Linked DNA regions of Homo sapiens: regions 1 and 3 are each linked to region 2. Evidence: chromatin contacts called from ENCODE Hi-C or POLR2A ChIA-PET data. All regions are on one chromosome and are shown on one strand. Each heading gives the region's core, a stretch centred on a gene start or an enhancer-like site at or near the end of the contact. The rest is flanking DNA. Distances are from core to core; before and after follow the strand shown. Region 1 holds the start of COMP (cartilage oligomeric matrix protein). Region 2 holds the start of CRTC1 (CREB regulated transcription coactivator 1). Region 3 has its middle 17 kb from the start of COMP.

Region 1 (4,450 bases), core at 1,951-4,450, 110 kb before region 2:
CTCTACTAAAAATATAAAAAAATTAGCTGGGCGTGGTGGCAGGTGCCAGTAATCCCAGCTACTCAGGAGGCTGAAGCAGGGGAATCACTTGAACTCAGGAGGCAGAGGTTGCAGTGAGCCGAGATTGCACCATCGCACTCCAGCTGGGCGACAAAAGTGAGACTCCATCTCAAAAAAAAAAAAAAAAAATAGTAATGAACACGAATCATAGGGATGCTGTCCCGGCTCACCAAGCCCTCCAGCCTAACCTTTCTACACCAGTCCAGGCCCCTGGGTGGGAGCCCCTCAGGCTCGGAGGGACAGAGCAAACCACAGACACTCACAGTCCCGAGGATCATGGCTAGGCTGGAAGGTTATCTGGAGAATATCAGCAGGGAAGGCTTCCTGGAGGAGGGGACATTATAGCTGGACCTTGAAGGATGGAGGAGTTTGTACGAGGTGGGGGGAACAGCAGGTACAAAGGCCCAGAATGACACCTACAGTGAGTTATTCTGTAATCTGAGGCAAGTGTGGTGTGCACAGGAGGAGGGGACTGCTGCCTAGAAGGGGGATTTCAGGGCTGGCGAGATCCAGGAGGCAGGAGTGTGACCCCAGACATCCCCTTTCCGGGCCTCTGTTGTCCGATCTTGGGACACCCTCAGGAACTCCACCTTTGTAGTTCCCTCCGCCTGGAATGCCCTTCCCTGCAACTCCCCGTGGCCCAGCCATGGATAAGGCCACGTGTGTCCAAGCCCCAGCACTGTGACCAGCCTGTGGCAGGGGCCTGGCTTCCATGTGCTCCTGTCCTAGCTGTGTGCAGCATATGCCAGCCCCCAGGCCCCACTGGAGCTGTGGTTTTCCCGAGAATTCCAGTGCTGCCAGGAGCGGCCCCCAGGTGTGCTGAAGGCCAAGGAAAACAGGAGGTGAGCTCATGGCCCCAATGTAGGCAGCAGGCAGGGCAGGCACTATTGAGGACAGGCTTCATTGGAAATGCTCTGGCTGGGACCAGCTGCTTCCACCAACACTCCACTTATAGGCCTGTCTCTCTTCACGCACTCTCTGTGGCTCCCCATTACCCTCGGGAGACCACTGGAGCCCCACACCACCAGCACTGCCCTTTCACACACAGCCTCATCTCCTGCTTCTCACTGAGCCCCAAGAGCTTGTCACCTTGAGGTCAGTCCATCCAACGGGCCAGGTTGGTTCCTGCCTCAGGGCCTTTGCCTATGCTGTTTCCTCTACCTGGAATGACTTTCTGCTACCTCTGCCTGGCTGTGTCCTCCTCATCATCCGGTCCTCAGCTTGGTGGTCCCTCCTCCTCCAGAAGCCCGCCCTGACCCATCCCCTTTCAAACAGATCAATTTCCTGGGGACTCCTACCATTGTCTGTGTGTCCCGTCACAGCCATGAGCCCACTGGGCTCCCCATTTGAAGGAGAGACTGGGTCTGGCTTCTTCACCCTGTGTGCCCATCACCCAGCACAGGAGACATGACACACAACAGTCCTTGATGTTTGTGAAATAATTATTGTGTCTAGAAATGTCCCCACCTCCAAGCTTCACATGCTTCCCTCCACCAAAACTGCCCTCACCTTTTCCCTCTGCTGATCCAAGTCCTCCTTTTCTTTTATGTCTGTCTCCTTGCTACCTCCTCCAGGAAGCCCTCGGTGACTTCTCTGTAGGCTCCCCAGAAAACATATCTGGCTCTGAGTCTAGATTCACCCCTGCCCTCGGGCAGTGGCCTTAGGCCAGTCACTTTTTCTCTCTGGGCCTCAGTTTCTCTGTCTATAGAATAGACGCTGTGAGTACTGGAAGGTGGGAGTGGAGAGTGTTAACTGATTGCAGGAGGTTAAGGGGTTTTGTAACTCCAGAGTGTGGCTGGCCAGTTAGCGGTAACTTTTATTTTTATTACAGGCTGTTCCCACAGCAGCTGGAGCACAGTTTGGAAGGTATGGCACAGCCTGGACAAACAGAAGCCCCGGACCTCCCCTTGCTAGAGCCCTTTAACTTGCTCCCCTCCAGATGGGGGCCTCACACCCCATTGCGCAGATTGGAAAACCAAGTGGGCCTGTCCCCTTGGACAGGGGTTGGGGCAAGATCCTGAACGCTGTCCCCTCCTCCACCAGCCGAGGGACCATGGGGAGGGGAGGGAACACCAGCAATGAGTTGGGTTGGGGGGAGTCATTTGCAGCCCTCCAGCGTTGGGGCCAGAAGCGGCCTCCTTGGACAGAGGCAGGAAAATTGAGAGTCCCAGGTCTCAACTGCCCCTCCCCTATTTTCCATTCATCATCATAATCATCATTACTATTAATCATTAATTAATAATTATTAACTTATTACCTCCATTGTGCAAGGGAGGAATTACGCCTGGGTAATTTTTGTACTTTTAGTAGAGATGGGGTTTCACCATGTTAGCCAGGCTGGTCTCAAACTCCTGACCTCAGGTGATCTGCCCGCCTTGGCTTCCCAAAGTGCTGGGATTACAGGTGTGAGCCACCGCACCCAGCAACTTACCCAGTTTTGAAGCACTTCAGGAGGAGTGGAGGGCCAGTCAGTCTGATCCATAGTGGGTGGACCTATTTTTTCAGACGCTGGTGACTCTGTTTCCCGAAGTGTGAGCTGAGAGCGTGGCCATGGAGCCTGCCTTGTTTGGAACTGGAACTCAGGTTTGGCATACAGCAAGCACTCAATCAATCAATCAATCAATGAGCTGAATGCTATGGCTGGATCCTGTAATCCCAGTTATGTGGGGAGTATCGCTTGAGGCCGGGAGTTTGAGACTACTAGCCTGCAGGACATAGCCAGACCCGGTCTCTAAAAATAAAAATAAAAATAAAAATAAATTAGCTGGACTTGGTGGTGCGGGCTTGTAGTCCCAGCTACATGGGAGACTGAAGCAAGAGGATGCGATACAGCCACACCCCGTCACACACACACACACACACACACACAGACGCACACACACAGTGAATGAAAGTGGGGGCAGTACCCCCTGACTCCCTGCCCCACCAGCTCTCTCCACAGACCCCGGGACTCAGTTTCCCCACCATGTCGGATTCAGCCGCGGGCGACTTCGCGGGGCATTCCGGGCGGGGACTTGAACGCAGGGGCCAGCGCCATCTGTTTACCTTGAGGCTGGACGTTGGGCAGGGCTGTGGTGGGCCGTCCCTGGGGCCGGCCGTGCCTTGGGGATAAATAGGCCCCGCGGGCCTCGTGGGCGGTAGAAAGCGAGCAGCCACCCAGCTCCCCGCCACCGCCATGGTCCCCGACACCGCCTGCGTTCTTCTGCTCACCCTGGCTGCCCTCGGCGCGTCCGGACAGGGCCAGAGCCCGTTGGGTAAGCCGCGTTAGCACCCGCGCCGTGCCCACGGCCCCACAACGGACTGTAGGACCCGTGAGAGGCCCGGGATCCAGGCTGTTTGGGGCTCACGGACTGTTCGTAGGGGACGTGCCGGGCGCAGAAAGCAGGTGGCGGGACCGAGACTAGAGGAGCGCAGTGGGGCCTCGGAGGTCCGGGTTCGCTGCAACGGTGGGAGTTGGTGGTGGGATTCCCCGGCCCCATGACGCCTCACCAGGTCCCCTGCCGCCGCAGGCTCAGACCTGGGCCCGCAGATGCTTCGGGAACTGCAGGAAACCAACGCGGCGCTGCAGGACGTGCGGGAGCTGCTGCGGCAGCAGGTGCGGGGCCCGGGTGCGGGGCAGGGAGTGCCAGGGAACGGAAGGGGGTCTCAGTTCCCAGCGAGGAGAGAGGAAGTACCCGAGAAGGTGGAGAGGAGATGGGGAGGGAAGGGGGTCGGCGGGTAGGGAGTCCTTGGCGAAAAGAGGCTGTAGAAAGGGACCCCGGGGTAGAGAGAGGGGAGACCCGAGGGATGAGGAGAGGTTGGGACCCCGCTGATTCCATCCCACCCCTGCAGGTCAGGGAGATCACGTTCCTGAAAAACACGGTGATGGAGTGTGACGCGTGCGGTGAGCGCGGCGGGGCGGTCGGGAGAGAGAAGAGACGGGAGACAGAGACACAGAGACAGAGACAGAGAGCCAGGGAAAGCTGGGGAGGAAAAGAGACGGAAGGAGATGGAGGCTGACGGAGAGGTGGACGGACGAACGGGAATGGGATGGGGTGTGTAGAAACAGAGACAAAAAGAGACAGAAGCGGTGAGAGAGTTTTGGGGAAGTGAGAGACGCCACGGGGCAGAAAAGCGGGACAGAGACTCAGAGAAGAGACCGGGGAGACCCCGCGGTCAGAGCGCGCAGCCTCTGGGGCGGGATCGCGGACAGCGCAGGATTTCGGGCCGCCCCGGGGCGGGGGGTGGGGGGGAAGGGGAAGCCTCCAGCCCCGGGGCGTGGCCATGATAGGCTCTGCCCCCGGGCGAGCCACCGATCAGCCCCGCCGCTTCTCCCCCCTCCCCCCCGCAGGGATGCAGCAGTCAGTACGCACCGGCCTACCCAGCGTGCGGCCCCTGCTCCACTGCGCGC
Region 2 (4,025 bases), core at 266-2,765:
TCCTAGTCTATAAGGTCACAATCTCTCAGAGAAACAAACAACTAGTTACAAAGTAACACAGACTGAAAGTGCTACCTAAGGAATCAGAGACTGAGGTTAAGTCTACCTGAGCCAGTCACATCAGTGGCTGAATCTGGAAACCAGGGATACGAGCATCTGCAAAGCCCACCCAAACCCTCCCCAAGGCCCCAGGATGCAGGAGAGAGGTCTCACCACACTGCAAGAACAAAGTGGAGATTCAGCATCACCTTTGCAGAGTGTGCTCACCACCCTGCCCCAAGAGGAAGGTCTTGCTAGAATGCCTGACAAGAAACTGAGGCCTGAGGAACTCGGGTGCCTTGCCGTGCTCAGACACCAGCCCCAAGCCCCTGCTCCTGGCCCACAGCAACTTCCCAGGTGAGATTTGCAGGGTATCTGCTCTGCCAGACAGGAGCCTGGCAGAACCTGGCCTGCCCCTGCACACCAAATGCGCCCAGCCACCTGAGGCAGACCTGGCCCTCCACCCTGGTCCTGAGAGGGCAGGGGCTGTGGTCAGCATCCCCTGTTCCACTGGGAGGAACATCACCTGGCCCCCACCATATGGGCTACATGGAGAAGGGGCAGCTGTCTCCACTCCAAGTTCCAGGACTGAGCACAATCTGCCTTCTTGGCCCCCCTCTGGACCCCCTGGGGGACAGGATCTGACCATTCCCTCAGCTGTCCAAGAGGGAGAGATCCCTGTCCCACCTCAGCTCTGCAAGTGGGGACATCCGTTCCTCCCCCAACACCCAGGGAGTAAAGGCACAGGTAACCATGACGTAGAGACACCGGTCCCCCTCAGGTAGCAAGAATGGGAGGGCATCTGTCCCTCCCAGGTAGCAAGGATGCGGGGGCACTTGCACCCTCACCCCCAGCTACCAATGGTGCTTGCAAGCAGCACCCAGCTCATACACCTGTGTCATCCTGCCCCCCCAGGTAGCAATGATGCGGGGGCACCTGTCCCTTCCAGGTAGTAATAATGTGGGGCACCTGTCCCCCTCGGGTAACAATGATGTAGGGACACCTGTCCCCTGTCAGGTAACGACGAGGTACTAGCACCTGTTCCCTCCTAGTAGTAATGATATAGAGGCCCCTGTCTCCTCCGGGGAGCAGTGATGCAGGGCACCTGTACCCCATCAGGTATGGATTTTGTGGGGTCACCTGTCCCGCCCACGACGCCCGGGGCGTGGGGACACCTGTCCCCCTCGGGCCGTGCCAAGCCCCGCCCCCGCCGCGCGCGCCCCGCCCCCGCCGCGCCCCCCCCCACCCCGCCCCGTGCACGCGCCGGACACGCGCCCCCTCCCTCCCTCCGCCGGCCCTGAAGGGTCGGCGCGGGCAGCCCCCTTACCCGCGCGGCCCGCGTCAGGCTCAGGTCCTTCATGACCTCCTCGAAGGCCGCCGTCTCCTCCGCCTGCTTCTGATTGTGCAGCGCGATCTTCTCGCTGAATTTCCGCGGATTGTTCGAAGTCGCCATCTTCTCGCCGCCACCTCCTCCTCCTCCTCCTCCTCCTCCACCTCCTCGCCCCCCCACTCGCCCGTGCCACCGCGCAAGCGCCGGCTGGGCCCACGGGCGGCGAGCAGTGCGCAGGCGCGCCGGCGGTCGTGAGCGCGGCGCAGGCGCACAGGAGCGGCGCGCGGCGCGGGGGCGAAGGCGCATGCGCGCGCCCAGGCGCGCGCTCGGGGCCCGCGGGAAGGGCGGTGGAGCGCGAGTGGAAATTTCAACGCCGACGCAGTGATCCGCCTCCTGGCCCGCTGGACAGCGGCCTCTGGGCTGTTGGACAAGGACCGCGGATCGGCTGGGGCACTGGAGCCCCCAAGAGGGAGACGGCCTGACCCAGATCCTCCCAATTCACAAGGGTGGGGCCAGGCACCCCCCCCCGCAAGGATTGGTGGCACCCCAAGTTGAACCTGGGTTTGGACTAAGAGCTCTGAAAACAGACTAGGGCGTTGGTCACTCATGCATTCATTCATTCAAGGAATATTTACTGAGCACCTACTATGTGCCAGGCAAACTGGAGTACAGGCGTGAACAAGCAGAGGTGATCCCTGCCCTTATGGAGTGTACAGTCAGAGAGGGGGCAGACATAGCACACAAATAACCAAGAACTTTTCAGATGGAGGTAAATGTGATGCGGTAAATAAGACCAGTGGCCAGCCACAGAACATTAGGGAGGGAGGCTCCTGCAGCCACCACAGACAGGGAGGCGGAAAGTTATCTTAGCTAAGACCTGAACCCTGCAATCGGCTCTCTCAGTCCATAAACCTAGCTGTTGCCCTTAACGACTTTCTTTTTTTTTTTTTTTTTTCCCTTGAGACCGAGTTTTGCCCTTGTCGCCCAGACTGGAATGCAGTGGTGCGATCTCGGCTCACTGCAACCTCCTCCTCCCAGGTTCAAGCCATTCTCCTGCCTCAGCCTCTCCAGTAGCTAGGATTACAGGCAGGCGCCACCACGCCCAGCTAATTTTTTTATTTTCAGTAGAGACTAAAGACCATGTTGGCCAGGCTGGTCTTGAACTCCTGACAGCAGGTGATCCACCCGCCTCGCCCTCCCTAAGTGCTGGGATTACAGGCGTGAGCCACCATGTCCAGCCGACGACTACTTTTTCCCATTCCCTTGCAATGGGCATATTGCTATTCTCTGGATACCTGAGCCCAAAGAACTGGAGTTACAGAGCTTCAGCCTTCCCTCTGCATACTTCTCCAGTCCAGTCTTGTTCAAGGATCTCTATTTTGCAACAAGGTGCTAACAGAAGGGTCCAGAAATCCCATCAAGACTCAGCAGTGAAGGAAGGAGCAGAGACTCCCCCGATGGCAGAGTGGTAAGCCAGGGAAGCAGGAGGGACTCTAACCCTCCCTCCCTCAAGAGAGGGACCCCCAACCACCAATATTGAAAGTTTATATTCAGGAGGCTGCAGGGATTTCAGAGTATGGGCTGGGTGGAAGCTAGGAAGGTCAGCTGGGGGAATTGATGATGGCTCTAATGGCACAACAAGCACACATTTTATTGGACTGAGGATGGCTGGAGGGGATGCTGACATCTTCCAAACATGCTTTGATTCATGCTTTACAACAGGTAATAAAATGCTCATGTTAAATATATATATATATATATCGATTTTCATTTAGAATGCCTTGGATATTGCCACTGCCCTACTTTATCTTTGTTTTGAGACAGAGTCTCACTCTGTCGCCCAGGCTAGAGTGCAGTGGCGCAACCTTGGCTCACTGCAATCTCTGCCTCTCAGGTTCAAGCGATTCTCCTACCTCAGCCTCCCAAGTAGCTGGGATTACAGGCATGCACCATGATGCTCAGCTAATTTTTATGGGATTTTTTTTTTTTTTTTTTTTTTGAGACGGAGTCTCTGTTTCCCAGGCTGGAGTGCAGTGGCACAGACTCAGCTCACTGCAACCTCTGCCTCTGGGGTTTAAGTGATTCTCCTGCCTCAGCCTCCCAAGTAGCTGGAATTACAGGAACCCACCACCACACCCGGCTACTTTTTGTATTTTTAGTAGAGACAGGGTTTCACCGTGTTGGCCAGGCTGGTCTTGAACTTCTGACCTCAGGTGATCCGCCCGCCTCAGCCTCCCAAAGTGCTGGGATTACAGACATGAGCCACCGCACCCGGCCATCTTCCTTCTTGATATGATTTTGCGCACTTTGGTAAGCTCCTATACTTTTTGCCTAACAAGCATATTCCTTCTCTCAACCCCACCCACTCCCTCAACTTTTTAGTGTCAACAACCCTTATTTGGGGAACACTGGTTCTGACTTTCAGTCTGTGAGATGTGAATGGCTGGTCTCACCACTCTCCCACCACACAAACACCCCTCCCTAAGGTGGAAGTCTTGGCCAATCAGCATAGCCCATTGTGCTGGCCATCAAGATTGGTTCAGGCCAGGCTGGGTGTTGTGGCTCATGCCTGTAATCCCAGAACTTGGGAGGCCGAGGCAGGAGGATCATTTGAGCCCAGGAGCTTGAGACCAGCCTGGGCAACATAGCGAGATTT
Region 3 (4,302 bases), core at 69-2,568, 130 kb before region 2:
GTGGCACATGCCTGTAATCCCCGCTCCTCGGGAGGCTGAGGCAGGAGAATCACTTGAACCCGGGAGGCGGAGATTTTGGTGAGCTGAGATCGCACCATTGCACTCCAGCCTAGGTGACAGAGCGAAACTCCATCTCAAAAAATAAATAAATAATAAAAAGAAAAAGAAAAAATAAGCCAGGCATAGTGGCATGAACCTGTAGTCCCAACTATTTTGGGGGCCGAGGCAGGAGGATCATTTGAGCTCAGGATGTTGAAGCTGCCATGAGCCATGATCACGCCACTGCACTCCAGTCTGGGTGACGGAGAGTTACCCTGCTGTCCCCTAAAAAAAGGCTGGACTCGGTGGCTCACGCCTGTAATCCCAGCACTTGGGAAGACCAAGGTTGGCAGATCACTTGAGGTCAGGAGTTCGAGACCAGCCTGGCCAACATGGTGAAGCCCTGTCTCTATTAAAAATACAAAAATTAGGGCCGGACGTGGTGGCTCATGCCTGTAATCCCAGCACTTTGGGAGGCTGAGGCAGATGGATCATGAGGTCAGGAGATTGAGACCAGCCTGGCCAATATGGTGAAATCCCATCTCTACTAAAAAATACAAAAATTAACCGGGCGTGGTGGCATGCACCTGTAGTCCCAGCTACTTGGGAGGCTGAGGCAGGATAATCGCTGGAACCTGGGAGGCGGAGGTTGCAGTGAGCCGAGACTGTGCCACTGTACTCCAGCCTGGGTGACAGAGTGAGACTCCATCTCAAAAAGGAAAAAAAAAAACACAAAACAATACAAAAATTACTGGGGTGTGGTGGCACGCACTTGTAGTCTCAGCTACTCAGGAGGCTGAGGCAGAAGAATCTCTGAAACCCAGGAGGCGGAGGTTGCAATGAGCCGAGATCACGCCACTGCACTCCAGCCTGGGCGACAGAGTGAGACTCTGTCTCAAAAATAAAATAAATAAATAAAAGGAAATTAAATAACCAAAAAGTAGAAATGATCCAAATGTCCCTCAACAGACGAATGGATAAACAAAATGTGGTCCATCTATGCAATGGAATATGATTCAGCCACAAAAAGGAATGAAGTACAAAACAAAAACAAAACAAAAGAGGAAGGATGCACTGCTCCCTGCTACAGCATGGACGAACCCCAAAAACACATGCCAAGTGAAAGATGCCAGACACGAAATGTCACATAGTGTGTGATTCCATTTGTAGGAAATGGCCAGAACTGGCAAATCCACAGAGACAGAAAGCAGATTTGTGGTTGCCAGGGCCTGGGGAGAGGAAGGGGGAGTGACCGCTGATGGGAACGGAGCGTCTTTACGGGGTGACGAAATAGTCTGGAAGTAGATCGAGGTAGTGATTGCACAACATGGTGTGTGCACTGAATGCCAGGGAATTGTGCACTTTATTTTATTTTATTTTATATATTTTTTGAGACTGAGTCTCACTCTGTTGCCCAGGCTAGAGTGCAGCTTCCAGGGGTCAAGCAGTTCTCCTGCCTCAGCCTCCTGAGTGGCTGGGATTACAGGCACGGGCCACCACACCAGAAAACCGGTTTTGGAGCCACTCTGTGTGTTGCGTTCTGACCCTGTCACTTATTCCCTTGCACCATCTCAGGCAAGCAGCTTCCCCCCAAGCCTCCATGTTCAGCTCTGGGAATGGGGTCACATGAAGCCCCCCCTTCCACCTTTCCACGAGCTCCCAAAGAATAGTGACAGATCCTCCTTGTTCCCATTTGCGCCCCAGCACCCGATGCAGAAATGGGCACACTCTGGGAAAAAAGTAGACTGTTGAATGAATAAACGATGGAAAAACGCATCAGCTCCAAGGTTGAGCTCCCAACCTCTATTTTTCTTTTTCCTTTCCTCTTTTCTTTTCTATTTTCTTTCTTTTCTTTTTTGAGACAGAGTCTTACTCTGTCACCCAGGCTGGAGTGCAGTGGTGAGATCTCAGCTCGCTGTAACCTCCGCCTCCCAGGTTCAAGAGATTCTTGTGCCTCAGCCTCCTGAGTAGCTGGGATTATAGGCATGTGCCAGCATACCAGGCTAATTTTTGTATTTTTAGTAGAGACGGGGTTTCATCATGTTGGCCAGCCTGGTCTCGAACTCCTGACCTTAGGTGATCCATTCACCTCAGCCTCCCAAAGTGCTGGGATTACAGGCATGAGCCAGTGTGCCCGGCCCCCAACCTCTATTTTTTGAGGGAGTTGCTCCCTGGTCAGGGGGACAAGGGCAGGGGAAACTTTCCTTAGCTGGAAAAACCCTGCAGAGGCCAGGAGCAATGCCTCATGCCTGTCATCCTAGCACTTTGGGAGGCCGAGGCAGGAGGATCACATGAGCCCAGGAGTCCAAGACCAAACTGGGCAACATAGGGAGATCCCATCTCTACAAAAAGTTTTGGAAAGTTAGCCAGGCATGGTGGCAAGAGACTGTAGTCCCTGCTACTCAGGAGGCTGAGGCAGGAGGGTCGCTTGAGCCTAGGAGGTGGAGGCTGCAGTGAGCCGAGATCGCACCACTGCACCCCAGCCTGTTCAGCCTGGGTGACAGCGCAAGACCCTCTCTCAAAAAAAAGGAAAAAAAAAAAAACCCTGCAGAACCCGGGCCTCCAAGGAGGGCATGGCAGGGCGGGCCGGGTCCGAGCCGCTTCAGCAGGAGGAACAGTGGTATGACGAGCCCTTTCCACTCTGTGGTCAGACTCCCAGCCCGGAGAGCAATAAAACAGCCCTGCTCAGACTGGAAACATTTTCCTTTCATGTGTTTCTGGAGGCGCTGGCATGGTCCACGAGGAAAATTCCAGCGGAATAAGAAGAAATGTCTTCAGCATCCACCGAGGGCCAGGAAGGGGTAGTCAGGCCGGGAAGGGGTAGTCAGACCCGGGCCTCGGGGGAACCCAGCCATGCTGGGGGGAGGCCTCGAGGCCCAGGCAGGGCCAGGCAGCTGTCAGCGCATTATCTGGGTCTGGGAGGCTCCTGTGGACGACAGACCTCCCCAGCCCCGTGGTGGTGAGGATAGCGGGTGGCCTGGCCTGTTGGAGACAGCTCTCCTCAGGAATTCACATAAAACTGCTTTGAGATGTGTCTACCATGCATGTTGAGCCCATGGGGTTCCCAGGTCTGGGAGGGAGCCTCTCGGTACCTGGCACAGGACGAGGGGGTACAGGTCTGATGTGCCTTCTGCTCACATACCTCCCATGGCTCCCCATTGCCCTGGGATGGAGTCCAAGTCCCATCGTCCCAGGGCTTGTGGGCCCTTCCAGCAGTATGGCCCTTTCTCCCCTCACTCTGTGTGAGTTGGGCCCCTCTACACACAGTTCCAGAAACACTCCATCGTTCTCTGTCGCCTCCAAGCCTTTACACACGCTGGTCCCCCCACCCGAGCACCCTCTGTGGCCTCTTACCAGGCCAATTCTCATCTCTCCTTCAGTCGCAGCATAGCAGTCCCTCCTGCTGACCCTCCATAGCTGCCTGTGCGCCTCCAGCATGACTCAAACCACTCTGCCATTTATTTATTTTATTTATTATTGTTTTTTAATTTTATTTATTTATTTTTGAGACGGAGTCTCGCTCTGTCACCCAGGCTGTAGTGCAATGGTGCAATCTCAGCTCACTGCAACCTCCGCCTCCTGAGTTCAAGCAATTCTCCTACCTCAGCCTTCCAAGTAGCTGGGATTACAGGTGCCTGCTACCATATCCAGCTAATTTTTGTATTCTTAGTAGAAACGGGGTTTCTTTTCTTTTTTTCTTTTTTTTTTTAGACAGAGTCTCGCTCTGTCACCAGGCTGGAGTGCAGTGGCGCGATCTCGGCTCACTGCAACCTCCGCTTGCTGGGTTCAAGCAATTCTCATGCCTCATCCTCCTGATTAGCTGGGATTACAGGAACGTGCCACCACACCCAGCTAATTTTTGCATTTTTAGTAGAGACGGGGTTTCATCATGTTGGGCAGGATGGTCTCGATCTCCTGACCTCGTGATCCACCCACCTTTGTCTTCCCAAGTGCTGGGATTACAGGCATGAGCCACCGCGCCCAGCCGAAACGGGGTTTCACCATATTGGCCAGGCTGGTCACGAACTCCTGACCTTAGCCCCACCTCAGCCTCCCAAAGTGCTGGGATTACAAGCATGAGCTACCATGCCTGGCCTAATTTTTTTTTAAGAGATGAGGTCTCGGCCGGGTGCTGTGGCTCACGCCTGTAATCCCAGCACTTTGGGAGGCCAAGGCAGGCAGATCATGAAGTCAGGAGTTCGAGACCAGCCTGACTAACATGGTGAAACCCCGTCTCTACTAAAAATACAAAAGTTACCTGGG

What was found. Hi-C counts contacts between places; a loop is a spot of excess contacts on that map. ChIA-PET counts read pairs that join two places held with the same protein, here RNA polymerase II (POLR2A). Pooled maps may share reads with other maps.
Region 1: a loop to region 2 is called in a pooled map, with 2.2 times the contacts of the local background. The contact joins the promoter of COMP here to the promoter of CRTC1 in region 2. A Hi-C loop is called at or near these places in 3 of 50 pooled maps. POLR2A ChIA-PET finds 5 or more read pairs at or near these places in 4 of 52 experiments (GM10248, GM12878, HEK293 and 1 more).
Region 3: a loop to region 2 is called in a map of ascending aorta, with 2.8 times the contacts of the local background. The contact joins the enhancer-like site here to the promoter of CRTC1 in region 2. A Hi-C loop is called at or near these places in 1 of 168 maps with a recorded cell type or tissue (ascending aorta) and 3 of 50 pooled maps. POLR2A ChIA-PET finds 5 or more read pairs at or near these places in 4 of 52 experiments (HEK293, MCF 10A, RWPE1 and 1 more).

What each region holds. Positions count from the first base shown.
Region 1 is chr19:18,790,055-18,794,504 of GRCh38, reverse strand. It overlaps COMP (cartilage oligomeric matrix protein), which reads left to right and starts at 3,200. Exons shown (of 19, transcript NM_000095.3): 1 at 3,200-3,314; 2 at 3,570-3,655; 3 at 3,892-3,943; 4 at 4,391-4,450. The coding sequence starts at 3,236. RefSeq lists enhancers at 2,881-3,459, 3,460-4,040, 4,041-4,450.
Region 2 is chr19:18,681,170-18,685,194 of GRCh38, reverse strand. CRTC1 (CREB regulated transcription coactivator 1) reads right to left here and starts at 1,515. Exons shown (of 14, transcript NM_015321.3): 1 at 1,367-1,515. The coding sequence starts at 1,492. RefSeq lists a silencer at 1,526-1,615 and an enhancer at 1,826-2,125.
Region 3 is chr19:18,806,612-18,810,913 of GRCh38, reverse strand. No RefSeq gene overlaps it. Among named protein-coding and RNA genes, the nearest start is that of COMP, 17 kb to the right of the region's middle. Within about 2 kb of position 1,318, at least 7 of the 41 ENCODE cell types and tissues checked have a DNase peak (open chromatin) inside an H3K27ac peak, as active enhancers do; they include ascending aorta, where a contact is called at or near this core.